Regions from separate parts of the Mus musculus genome. Here region 1 is linked to region 2. Evidence: chromatin contacts called from ENCODE Hi-C or POLR2A ChIA-PET data. All regions are on one chromosome and are shown on one strand. Each heading gives the region's core, a stretch centred on a gene start or an enhancer-like site at or near the end of the contact. The rest is flanking DNA. Distances are from core to core; before and after follow the strand shown.

Evidence for each region. Hi-C counts contacts between places; a loop is a spot of excess contacts on that map. ChIA-PET counts read pairs that join two places held with the same protein, here RNA polymerase II (POLR2A).
Region 1: a map of heart shows a loop between it and region 2 (3-fold over the local background). The contact joins the promoter of Slc25a13 here to the enhancer-like site in region 2. A Hi-C loop is called at or near these places in 2 of 37 maps with a recorded cell type or tissue (both heart). POLR2A ChIA-PET finds 5 or more read pairs at or near these places in 4 of 5 experiments (Patski and embryonic stem cell).

Annotation. Positions count from the first base shown.
Region 1 is chr6:6,215,443-6,220,887 of GRCm38, reverse strand. Slc25a13 (solute carrier family 25 (mitochondrial carrier, adenine nucleotide translocator), member 13) reads left to right here and starts at 3,715. Exons shown (of 18, transcript NM_001177572.1): 1 at 3,715-3,892. The coding sequence starts at 3,878.
Region 2 is chr6:6,182,615-6,187,906 of GRCm38, reverse strand. All of the region lies in intron 2 of Slc25a13 (solute carrier family 25 (mitochondrial carrier, adenine nucleotide translocator), member 13), which reads left to right. Among named protein-coding and RNA genes, the nearest start is that of Slc25a13, 32 kb to the left of the region's middle. Within about 2 kb of position 4,011, at least 1 of the 3 ENCODE cell types and tissues checked has a DNase peak (open chromatin) inside an H3K27ac peak, as active enhancers do; it is heart, where a contact is called at or near this core.

The sequences.
Region 1 (5,445 bases), core at 2,466-4,965, 33 kb before region 2:
TCTGGTATTTTCTTTTGGCAGCTTTAGTAAGCTAATGTAAGTTACTGAGCTTGTTATAGGGATGGGGCTGTCCTAGAATCATCCAGGGATTACAATGTAGCTATAAACATCCTCAAATGAGGAAGAGAAAGAGGCCAAAGATGAGGTCAGTGTGCTATGGAACTGGACCCTAGGCTTTAAAGTTGTACAAAGACGTGGTCTGAGTCACCGGGAAGGTGACCCAAGGGATGTGGGTGGATTCTAGAAGTGTTACTAAGAAAATGGATGTACTCAAATGATCTCCAGAAGGCAGCAGCCTTGCTGTTTTATAGAGACATGCTCTGAAAGTCTTTTCAAGCCTGGCATGGTGGCACACACCATTGGTCCCAGTAAAGGCAGGCAAATTTCCTCTTAGAGTTCCAGGCCAGCCAGGAATACGTAGAGAAACCCTTCTTAGAGAAAACAAAGAAATCAAGACAGCTTTGCTCACAGAGTATAATACCCCAACATTTTGGGGACTTGTTTTTAGTCACACTTTCCTAAGGTGTCTCATGCTTCCTTCCTTCCTTCCTGACTCACTTCCTCGTTCCCCTCCTTTCTTAACTCTAAAAATGTTGGCAGTTTTCTCATCTGTGTCTATTAAGAACAGGTTATTTTTGACCTATCATTAGGGCACTCTTCGGGAAGGCACGTGCAACCCTCTGCTGTGTCCTGACGTGGCCCCAGTCCCAGATATAAACATCTGGAAACTTCTCGTTATTATGATGCTTGCTTTATTCTGTCATAAGTACAATCCACCTTGCAGTTTGTAGTCACCCAGCTAACACCTCCTGGAGCTAGTGTGCATGGCCTGCGTTCTGACTGGCCAGCAATCCAATCTGGCATGCTAGCAGTACTAGGGGAGACCTTTGCTTGCTTGTTTGTTATTAACTGAGCAGAACAAATCGGATCATTAAAGGTCATGGGTCAAAGGGCATCCCCAAGGCCTAGGTGTGCTGGGAACAGTGAAATCTCAGACCTGGCCACGTCACACTCTCTTCTGAACTTGAACTCATGCTCACACTACGTGCTTTTGAGTCAGTGAGCTTTCCCCAATGTTTGGGTTGGCTGCTTGCCTAGCCAGCAAGGTTGGCAAAATGTGCTATAAAGCACAGGTGGTTAGGAGACCTGGATTCGTTCCCGAGGGCCGTCAGAATGAAATACCACAAGATGTGTGGCTTCAAACAACAGAAGTTTGATCTTTCACATTCCTGGGGGGATGCAAAGTCTTAAACAAAAGAGTCAGTGGGGCTGTGTCCTTTCCTATTCCTTGCTAGGCACCGGAGCCTTCAAGGTGGTGGGTGCAGATTCTTCACGCTCCTTGGCTTGTAGCTCCATCAATCTAATATCTACTTTTATCATATGAAATATATACAGAGTGTTTCTGTGTCTTCTTCGCTGTTGTTTGCATCGTCTGGGCCTGGCTGGCTGAGATTCGAGGTATAGATTAAGCCTGCTTCTGCAGAGTGCTGGGATTAAAAGCATGACTCATCATACCTGATCTGCGCCTCCTAATGAGAACTCCAGTCATGTCAGATTAAGGTCCTCCTTACTTGAGTGTGACCTCATCTTAATTGATTGTACCTCCAGTTTCCAAATAATGGTCCAGTCTGAGACACTGGGGTCAGGAATCTTGTGGTCACCGTTCAACCTTGCCAGCTACTTTCAAATGATGGTGGTGGGAAGACTGTTCTGGGATAGAGAAGGCATCAATGCGACATGTCACTTATGTCATTGTGAGAATTAACTGAGAATGAAATAACTTAAACTCAAGTTTACAATCTATTTTTACAGTATGATGTGTTTAGTGGGTTAAAAGATGTCTACTTCGTAGGTCCTATTGATCATATTCCTTTTTATGACAGAAAGCTCAGAAGTGGGATTGAGGATTGGAGGTGGGGGCGCGAGCTTGGATTCTCTGAGTGGTCTCTCACTGTTAAATGCCATTGAAAGTGCTTTTTCATGTTTGTTTCTTGTGGGCAAGATCTTATCATGTATCCCAGGCAGCCTTGAGCTTTCCCAACCATCCAAATTCTAGAATAGCCTTACAGATGGTGCCACCATGACTTTCTAAATGGGAGACAGGGAGATTACAGACAGCAGTGAACTCACACTCCAGAAGCAGAGTTAGAGAAAAACGGGATGCTCACTGTCTCCTGAGACAGGAGCACCGCGAGCCCTCGGGAAGGCAAATGCTTCTTTCTTGGGCTTTTCATACACTAGACAGAGTCCTGTCTCACTCCAACCCATCTTGTTGGAATATTCTGATAGTTTAGTCCTGACTCATGCCCAGTGTTATCATACCAGTGTTAGCCTGGTTCATGTTGCTACCACACAGTGCCTGAGAGTAAGGCTAAAAACGTATTCCTCGTAGTTGTCACCCTGGCTATGGACTCTAGGATCACAATTTCAACAAGTCAAGGTCTTGTCTCTGTTTCCGAGATGTTTCTCTGAGTACTGTATCTTCCAGAGAGAGGAAAGCTCTAGCTTCGCACGGCAGAGGACAATGAGAGTAGACTTACTTCTATGAGCTTGTTTCTTCTCTTTCTTTTTTGACACGTCTCCTTATATAGATAAGGGTGGCCTGGAACTCTTGGTTCACCAGCTCTCACCTTTCTGGAGCTGAGAATGGAAGGGTTACAAGCCCCTTTTTATGAAGCCATTGATGCAGACCTTAGGGCAGAGCCCATAGGACTTGAGTGTTTCATACTCCTGATTTAGTTTCTAACTTGTGAATCTGGGATACATTATGGCAACTGAGTGGAACCCTAACGACATTAGTACTTACAGTATACTGATTCCAGCCTTAGAAGGCACCTTCAGGTCTTTCCTGTTGCCCATACTCTTCCTCCAGCAGTCCCTAAATTTAGGTTGCCTTCTCTGACTAAACCCTTGGGTTCCTCAGCAATTCTGGGTCTCCTGTCTCCTCTCATTCGTCATGGTTGGAGCATCTCTTGCTATCTACGCATTGGACTGACAGTCTTACCTCAGGAGTAATCTCTGAGAGCCTTTCCTGTTTTCATTGTTCTTATGGTGTCCTGAGAGCAAACAATAGCTCGTAGGGTTTTTTTTTGTTTTTGTTTTTTTGTTTTTTTTTTAAGTTTGTCACCTCTTTGAGGCCTTGACCTCTTTTGTCCTCATATAGTTGTTGCAAAATAGAGTTGTTACAAATGTGTGTTCTATACCATATTCAAGAGTTTATCAAGTTAGAGCCACAAAGGAGGCTAGTCACCTGCTTGTTATCTTTTCTTCTATTAGTCAATACTTCAGGGATTTCATGATGGCATTAAAGTGGGGTCCATCTTGAAGCAAAAACCAAGGTGAATCTGGCAAGAACCTGACCCAATGTGTGCATCTATGAGAGTATGTATGTCAACGTCCAGGTGTTGTGTGGTAACCACTCTTACTTGGCTCTCTCATGGACACTGACCTAGCCAGCCCTTGGCCTCAGCCCAAGCTGCAGCTTCAGCTCACCAAGTCCCCGGTCTTTTGAGACAGTGGCTTGCATTTCTCCCTTGCCCCCGGGGTATACACGACAATGGCTACTAAAGCTGGACAGCACAGTCTGAGTCACGTGTCCTGGCCCCTCAGTAGCTCCCATACTGAGGCCCTCCCTGGCTACAGGGCAGAGGCCTTTAGATCACGCGCGCCCGGGAGGCCCTGGCCGGGCCCAGCCAATGGGCTGACGGCACCCGCATGACCCGCGCCAGGAGGGCGTGGGGAAGCAGGCCAGGCGCGCACGCTGCCGGGCAGAATCACCGCCCCCACCTCTGCTCGGGACGGGAAGTGAGTCGCCGGGGTCCCCGGTGCAATCCAACCAGAGAGCAGGTCTCAAAGCCGCCTGTACCCCGGCCGAAGCATGGCGGCCGCCAAGGTAAGAACGGCGGGCCGGGGCGATCTGGAGCCCAGAGGGGTCCAGCCGGGGTAGTAGATGCGAGGTTCCACCTTGCAGCTGAGGGAGGAAGGGGCACAGGGGACTGCACTTGTGGCCGCGTGGGTACCGCGGCCCGATCGTGCTACAGAAACTTTGCCAGCCGGACACTCCCACTTGGTCTGGCCAGGAGCGGTGTCCCGCGGGACCGAGCCCTGGCCAGCAAGGAGGAGCGCGCGAATGGGGCCAGGTAGCCTGGGGCAGGGAAGAGCCCAGGGACACACAAACCCTTCTGCTACTTTGGGGTTCTCCTGCTTCTGACCCGACTGTTGTTGACCTGAGTTTCTCCTTCCAGGGGCCCCAACTGGGCCTGAAGCCTATCCTATTACATTTCAAGGGTTCCGCCCTCCCGCTGGTAGGGAAGTCACCTTGACTTCCGTTTTGGAAACTGGGAGACTTGGCCTGCGTCTGTGCGCAGCTAGCCCTGGACCCTTCCCCACCCCCACCCCCACCTCCCATCTTCCATCCTTCCCCTTTCTCTCTCCATCTGACAACACTTACAAGGCAGCCTCTGAGCCTCAGAGAGGCTTCTTTTTGAAAATGACAAAACAGATTGTGCTGGGAGCATGTCACTCCTGTGAAGTTCTACTTAAAAGGAATTCTGTGTAATGTGAATCGTTCACGAACCCAGGGAGAAGGCAGCTCTGACAGGTTGACCTTTCCTCTTTCACCGGTTCTTCAAACCTGCACACCATTTCAGCCTCTCTGGACTGCATTTCAACTTTTCTGGCAGAATACCATATTCAGTCCCAATCACTCGAGTCATTGGAATTTATTGCTTTTAATTTTAAGTTCACGAAGGCAGCCCTTTAATCAAGCCTATACAACTTCTTAGATCATTTTAAGTGCAGTGAACTTAAATATACCCAACATTTCAAACATTTGTCCTTAATCAAAACTCTGTGATAACCCTGAAGAGGAAAACATGGCCACCACATCATATTCTGATTTATTCAGGCAAACTAATCACATTTGCAATGGAAATTGTAAGCAGACAAATATATTTAAATAGTGTTCTATGACTAGTCTCTCCAGGCTCCCCAAATCCTCAGTTTTCTTGTTCCTAGACTCAGTGCCTTAAGTGGCCTTCCTTCCTCTGTAACCCTCAGGAGTGTGCACTGGGTGTATTTGCGCATGAGTCTGTGGATGGGCACTTTGATTTATTTCTGAAGCTACTTTAGTTCTTTCAAGCCAATAGCCCCTTTCTTTGCATTAACTTTGCATGATATAACGATTGGTATAAATCAGTTCTCTGGAGTAAATACCCACTCATCATTTATATACCTGTGTGGGAGTTTTGTCACTTGATTTACGTTACTTTAATTGGAGATGCAGTATTGATGGGCACTAAATTGAGACATATGCCTAGAAACAGAATAGAAGACTGGGCAGATACGAAGTAACAAGTGAAGAAGCAGGCTCAACTTTTTAGTTGCATTTTTTGTAATTGAGACACATCCTATCAGGGAGAGTTGGTTTTTATCCAAATCAGGAGG
Region 2 (5,292 bases), core at 2,762-5,261:
TGCAAAGACAGGGAGGGTGGGCTTGGGGTTCGTGAGAGATGCTTTCGGAGATCTCTGATTCCAGTGGTGTTTGCAGGAGCAGTGGGCAATGAACTGCTCAGGGGGTACTTTGAAGGGGTGTCTGGTGAAAGTGTCTGGTCTTTTTGTTGGTTTGTTTGTTATTTTTGAGACCTAGTCTCTCTCCATAGCCCTGGCTATCCTGGAACTCACTACGTAGATCAGGTTGACCTTGAACTCAACAGATCTACTTGTTTCTGCTTCCCAAGGGCTGGATTGAGGCACGCTCAAGGGTGCGGAGCCTAATCAATCTTTGATAATGGTGGGGGCTGGCTGTGTGAATATGGCCACAGTGTACATGCCCTGAGTGTTCAGTAGCAGAACAGACACACACACACACACACACACACACACACACACACACACACACACACACACACAGAGGGCAGGGCAGGATGAGACCAGTACCTCCAGAGTGTGGAGTGTGGGAGAGGTGTAATCTTTATGAGTAAGAGTCTAGAGCGATTCCATTTCTGATGTGGCAGGGGCCAGGCACAGCAGGGAGGATGTGAGCTCTTTGTGGAGTTTCAGGTCTGGGCTGGCAACTGAAGCATGGCACACACCAGGAAACGTTTGTAGGAAAACTCCATTTAGTTCCCGTTTGAGGGACTTTTTTCTTACGATCAATTTTTTTCATTGTTGAAGATTCAGAAGGCAGATGCATAAAGACAACTGTCTTGGATTTCCGCACAGACACGGATGTCTCTCTTTCTCCTCTGCCCTTCTTTCTTTTCCCTCTTCATCTCTTGCTCTCTCTTTCAGTTGTTTTTCTTAACAGGAGGAAAACTATACAAATACTGCCTTGTTAAGGTCCCTCCGTCTAACATAACACGGGTTAAGTTATAACTATTTTTCTATAAGTTTTAAAACTACGACATTCTTAATTTTCGTCGTTGTATGCTGCTTTATCTAGTCATTCTTCATTACTGTCTATTTAGTTGCCATTTCTGATTAACTATCATGCAACATTGTAATGAGTAGGTCTTCCCCACTCCTCATTTTTATGGTGCCTGGTATTGAAGTCTGCCCAAAACATTCCTGGCAAGCACCTTACCAAAGGAGTGCTAGCCCTCGCTCCTGTTGCATGGCCTCCTATCTGCAGGTTTCCTTTAGCTTGCACTAGTGTTCTTTTTGTAGTTCTTGTTTTGTTTGGTTTTGGTTTTGGTTTTGGTTTTGGTTTTGGTTTTGGTTTTTCCAGACAGGGTTTCAAAACCCTATAGCTCTGGCTGTCCTAGAGCTCACTCTGTAGAGCGCCTGCCTCAGAGAGATCAGCTGCCTCTGCCTCCCAAGTGCTGGGATTAACGATGTCTTCACTCCTGGCTTTTGCACTATATTTTTAAGAGAAATTTTTAGATGTAGCTCATGGCGGGCTCTGAAGCTTGGGTCGCTCTTGTCTGTGTATTTTGGTTGGAATGTGGAAGTGTATTTCTCACATTTATGCGAGCAATTGAGACTTATTTTTATAAAACAACACCCCTTTTTTCTGGTTAGTTGAAAAATTATTTAAATTTAAAATTTTTAATAATAGAAATTTGTTTAAATTAAAGCTTCAGGATTCTTAGATTTTTCATTTTTTATTGTGACAATTTCAAACAGAAATAAGATTATAAAGCAAATGTGTACATGATTAGCCCTTAATCTAACTGAGTATTTGCCACACTGGGTTGTACATTTTCACATGTACTTTCCTTATCTCTTTGTTGAGTATTTACTGTAATTCACCTACATGCTGTAATACGCATCTTCAGTTAATGTAAGTTTTAAATTATTAATTTTTTTTATTCCCTGTTTTGTGTTATTCTGTCCTTGGAACAGGGAATCAAGGTAAAGGCTGGCCGGTGACAGGACCTGGTGTACGGTGTGTCCAGGGAGTCTCTGACTGAAAGGGTGTCCAGGAGAATTTGTCTTTCAGCCCCAGGGTTCAGTGAATGACACCTGGTAAACACAAGTGGCCAGATGATAAGGGCTCTGACCCAGGTCACCACTCACAGGCTTTGTTAAAATTACTAGTGGAGAGCAAGCTAGATAGGACTCCAGTCCTGGTGGAATCGGCACTGCAGGGACAGGTTCCTTTTCTGAGTCTGTCTGCTACTATCCTCATTCAGTGTTACCACAGTTGATGAGTGTTTAAAGAATTAGAAAAGCCTTCCGAAGAATATCGTCAGAGGTATTGAAAGGTATTCTAGAGCTGTGGCAGCTGGAAGTGTGTCTTCCCCAGCAGTGACCCTTGTTCCTTGCTTCAAGGACAACCAAGCTGCCTTGTCAACATCCCTAGTTTATGCTTTTATCGTAGTTGGCCTCTGTCCATGAGTCCAAGAGACAACCTTTGATGTATTTACTTGAACCCCAGAGTGGGTCATTCCTGCTTTGGTGGACTGCTTTGTTCTAAACTGAGCACAACTGTATTCTGCATCCAAATTAACATGTCATTTAAGAGGAGACCTCTTTTATCACCTCTAAACAAGTGAGGGCAATACAAATTCCTCAGTGATAGTGTGACAGTTGGTCTGAGTCTGGTTCATGTATCCTCAGCACACATCGCCGTGGTTATTTACAGAGTGAGCGTTCAGCCCATGGCACTAGCACCCAGAAGTTCCTTGCTCCCTGTGCTAGTCAGTCACCACGCCCCCAAAGCTAACTGGCTGGATTCTCTCATGACACCTTAGTTCAGGCCTTTATTTCATTGCAGGATAAGTATAGTAATGTGGTCTGTGTCTACTCTGTTACTTCTTGCTGAGCTCTAGGCCTGTGTCAACACAGGCTTTCACTCTTCCACTGACCTCTACCTCCAACCCTGATTTTATGTGTGGTGGGTGGTGGAGTGAGTTAGTTTATTGCTGCATTGTATTTTATTGTGTGACTATATGACAGTCAATTAAGTATCCAGTCATTGAGTGATCTCTGGACTGTTGCTTTTTTGTTTTTGTTTTTGTTTTTTTAAGATTTATTTATTTATTTATTATATGTAAGTACACTGTAGCTGTCTTCAGACACTCCAGAAGAGGGAGTCAGATCTCGTGATCGGATGGTTGTGAGCCACCATGTGGTTGCTGGGATTTGAACTCCTGACCTTCGGAAGAGCAGTCGGGTGCTCTTACCCACTGAGCCATCTCACCAGCCCCCTTGTTTTTGTTTTTAAAGCATTTTTGTCATCCTAAGATAAGTTGCTGTGAATACTCAAACTTTTTGGTATTATAGTCCATGTACATTTTGTTATAGATTTCCTTATGATTGAAATTGCTGTCTATAGTCATGTTAGCACAGTTACAGTAGATATTGCTTAGCAGTTTTCTAAAATGGTTTGTCAGTTTATTCACATATATAAATACACACATATGTATACACATATACATGCATGTATATACATATACATATACATACACACACAAGTATAATATTTTTAAAAAATATTATATTTTTAAAATATTTTTAAAAAATATCCATTTTTGTGTGCATTGGTATTTTTGCTTGCATGCATGTCTGTGATTCTCTAAACTTGAGTTACAGAGAGTTGTGAGCTGGCATGTAGGTTCTGGGAATTGAACCCGGGTCCTGCGGAAGAGCAGCCAGTGCTCCTGGCCGCTGAGCCACCTCACCAGCTCCATCAGTTTCTTCTTACACCTCCAGCATGTGGGAATGTTCTGTGTTTTTGCCAACTTTCATTATCCCTCATTATCTTGAGAGTGAGCGGCTTGAGCTTGCATTTCCGGGGACGATTGAGTTTCCGGTTCACAACTTGACAATGATTCCCAGGATCATTTGGAGAAAATGCAAAGGATAACCATCAGGCTAAGAAAAGCTCCAGGAGAAAAGTGATGCAGCGTTCTGAACCCTTCTCTCATCGGGAAAGGGTTTCTCGAGCCCCATTCAGCAGTCTGGGAATCTGCGGAAACAACAGTGGGAAAGAACACAGCCAAAAAAAGTCCTGTCCTGACAGGGCCCTCCCTGCAGTTGCCGCAAGCAAGAGTCATTGTTATCTTGCAAGGACAGACAGGTCAACAAGATAGGGTGGTCTTGGACTGTCTCCCATCGCTCAGAACTGCCGATCCATGACACATTCTTGGTGCTGTGCCTGGCGGCCCCAGAGTACACTCCGGCCCCAGGAAGCCTTTCCAGCCTCTGAGAACTGAAGCTGCAGGTGGAGTCAGCTTCTCACTGTGCTCCCTGGTGGTCATCTGTTAATTTATCAGTGAAAAGCCTGCATCTTAAAGAGCAGGGCAGGGTCGGGGAAGACATGGTTTGTGGGCCTGGAATAGCCAATATAGATTGGGAAAAGTCGGAATATTCTCATGTCACAAAACATACAGAAACAGAGCTCTGATATCCGGGAGCCTAATGCTAAATACGGATCTGGTCAAAGGTCAGGAGAGAAACTGTGTTGGGATTTCTTCTTGACATGAGAAGGGACTGCGTTTCCAAGGTCAGGAAAGCAATGGAAGGATTGGCAAAGGAAAAAAAAAAGCCCTCTAGACTGAATTACATAAAAATGTCAAACTGGAAAAGTATTTGAAACAAATATGACCTCAGAAGGGACGAGAGCACGTTCTGGCGCTGTGGGTGGCAGAGCGATTGGTACAATCGTTTCCGGAGAACAGCGTGATAATAAGCGACGAGCGCCTGAAGGTTCCTGTCCTTTAACTCAACAATTTCTTCTTTCAGGGAGTCTGTTCTTTGAAAATAGGAATTGGGACAAATGTTATATATAAGAATGGCTATCTTAGGTTTTTGTACAAAATAACCCAGACTGGAAAGAATCTAAATGTGTACCAGCAGGGGAAAAGTTAAGTTGTATTCTAAGGTAAATTAATCACTATCATAGGGAAACCTCGTATAACCAACCATAGGATTGCTATCATTCTCGATGACAGGCCACTTCCATTTCAAGCTTGTTTGTCCTCATTTAGGGAAAAAAATAACAATGAATTCTTTCTTCTGTCCATTCCCTGCAAATTAAAGTAAATGCCAGTGAAGGATGGTGGCATCGCTGGGCTGTCTCTGTTTTGTACTGTTATCTGAGAAATATACTTCGAAGATAGTATCCTAGCATTTTGCCATGACTTCCCTTAGGCAGTGCCTCGGACCAGGTCGCTAGCGATGGAAGAAAACCCTCATTGCATCCTTGACCTGGTTTGATACCAGCAGCAGATCTCACTCAGTGAAACGGTGGGTTAAAGAAATGAATTAGATAAGCAAAAAAGTGGGCCAGCAGAATGGATCAGCAGGTAAAGGTGTTTG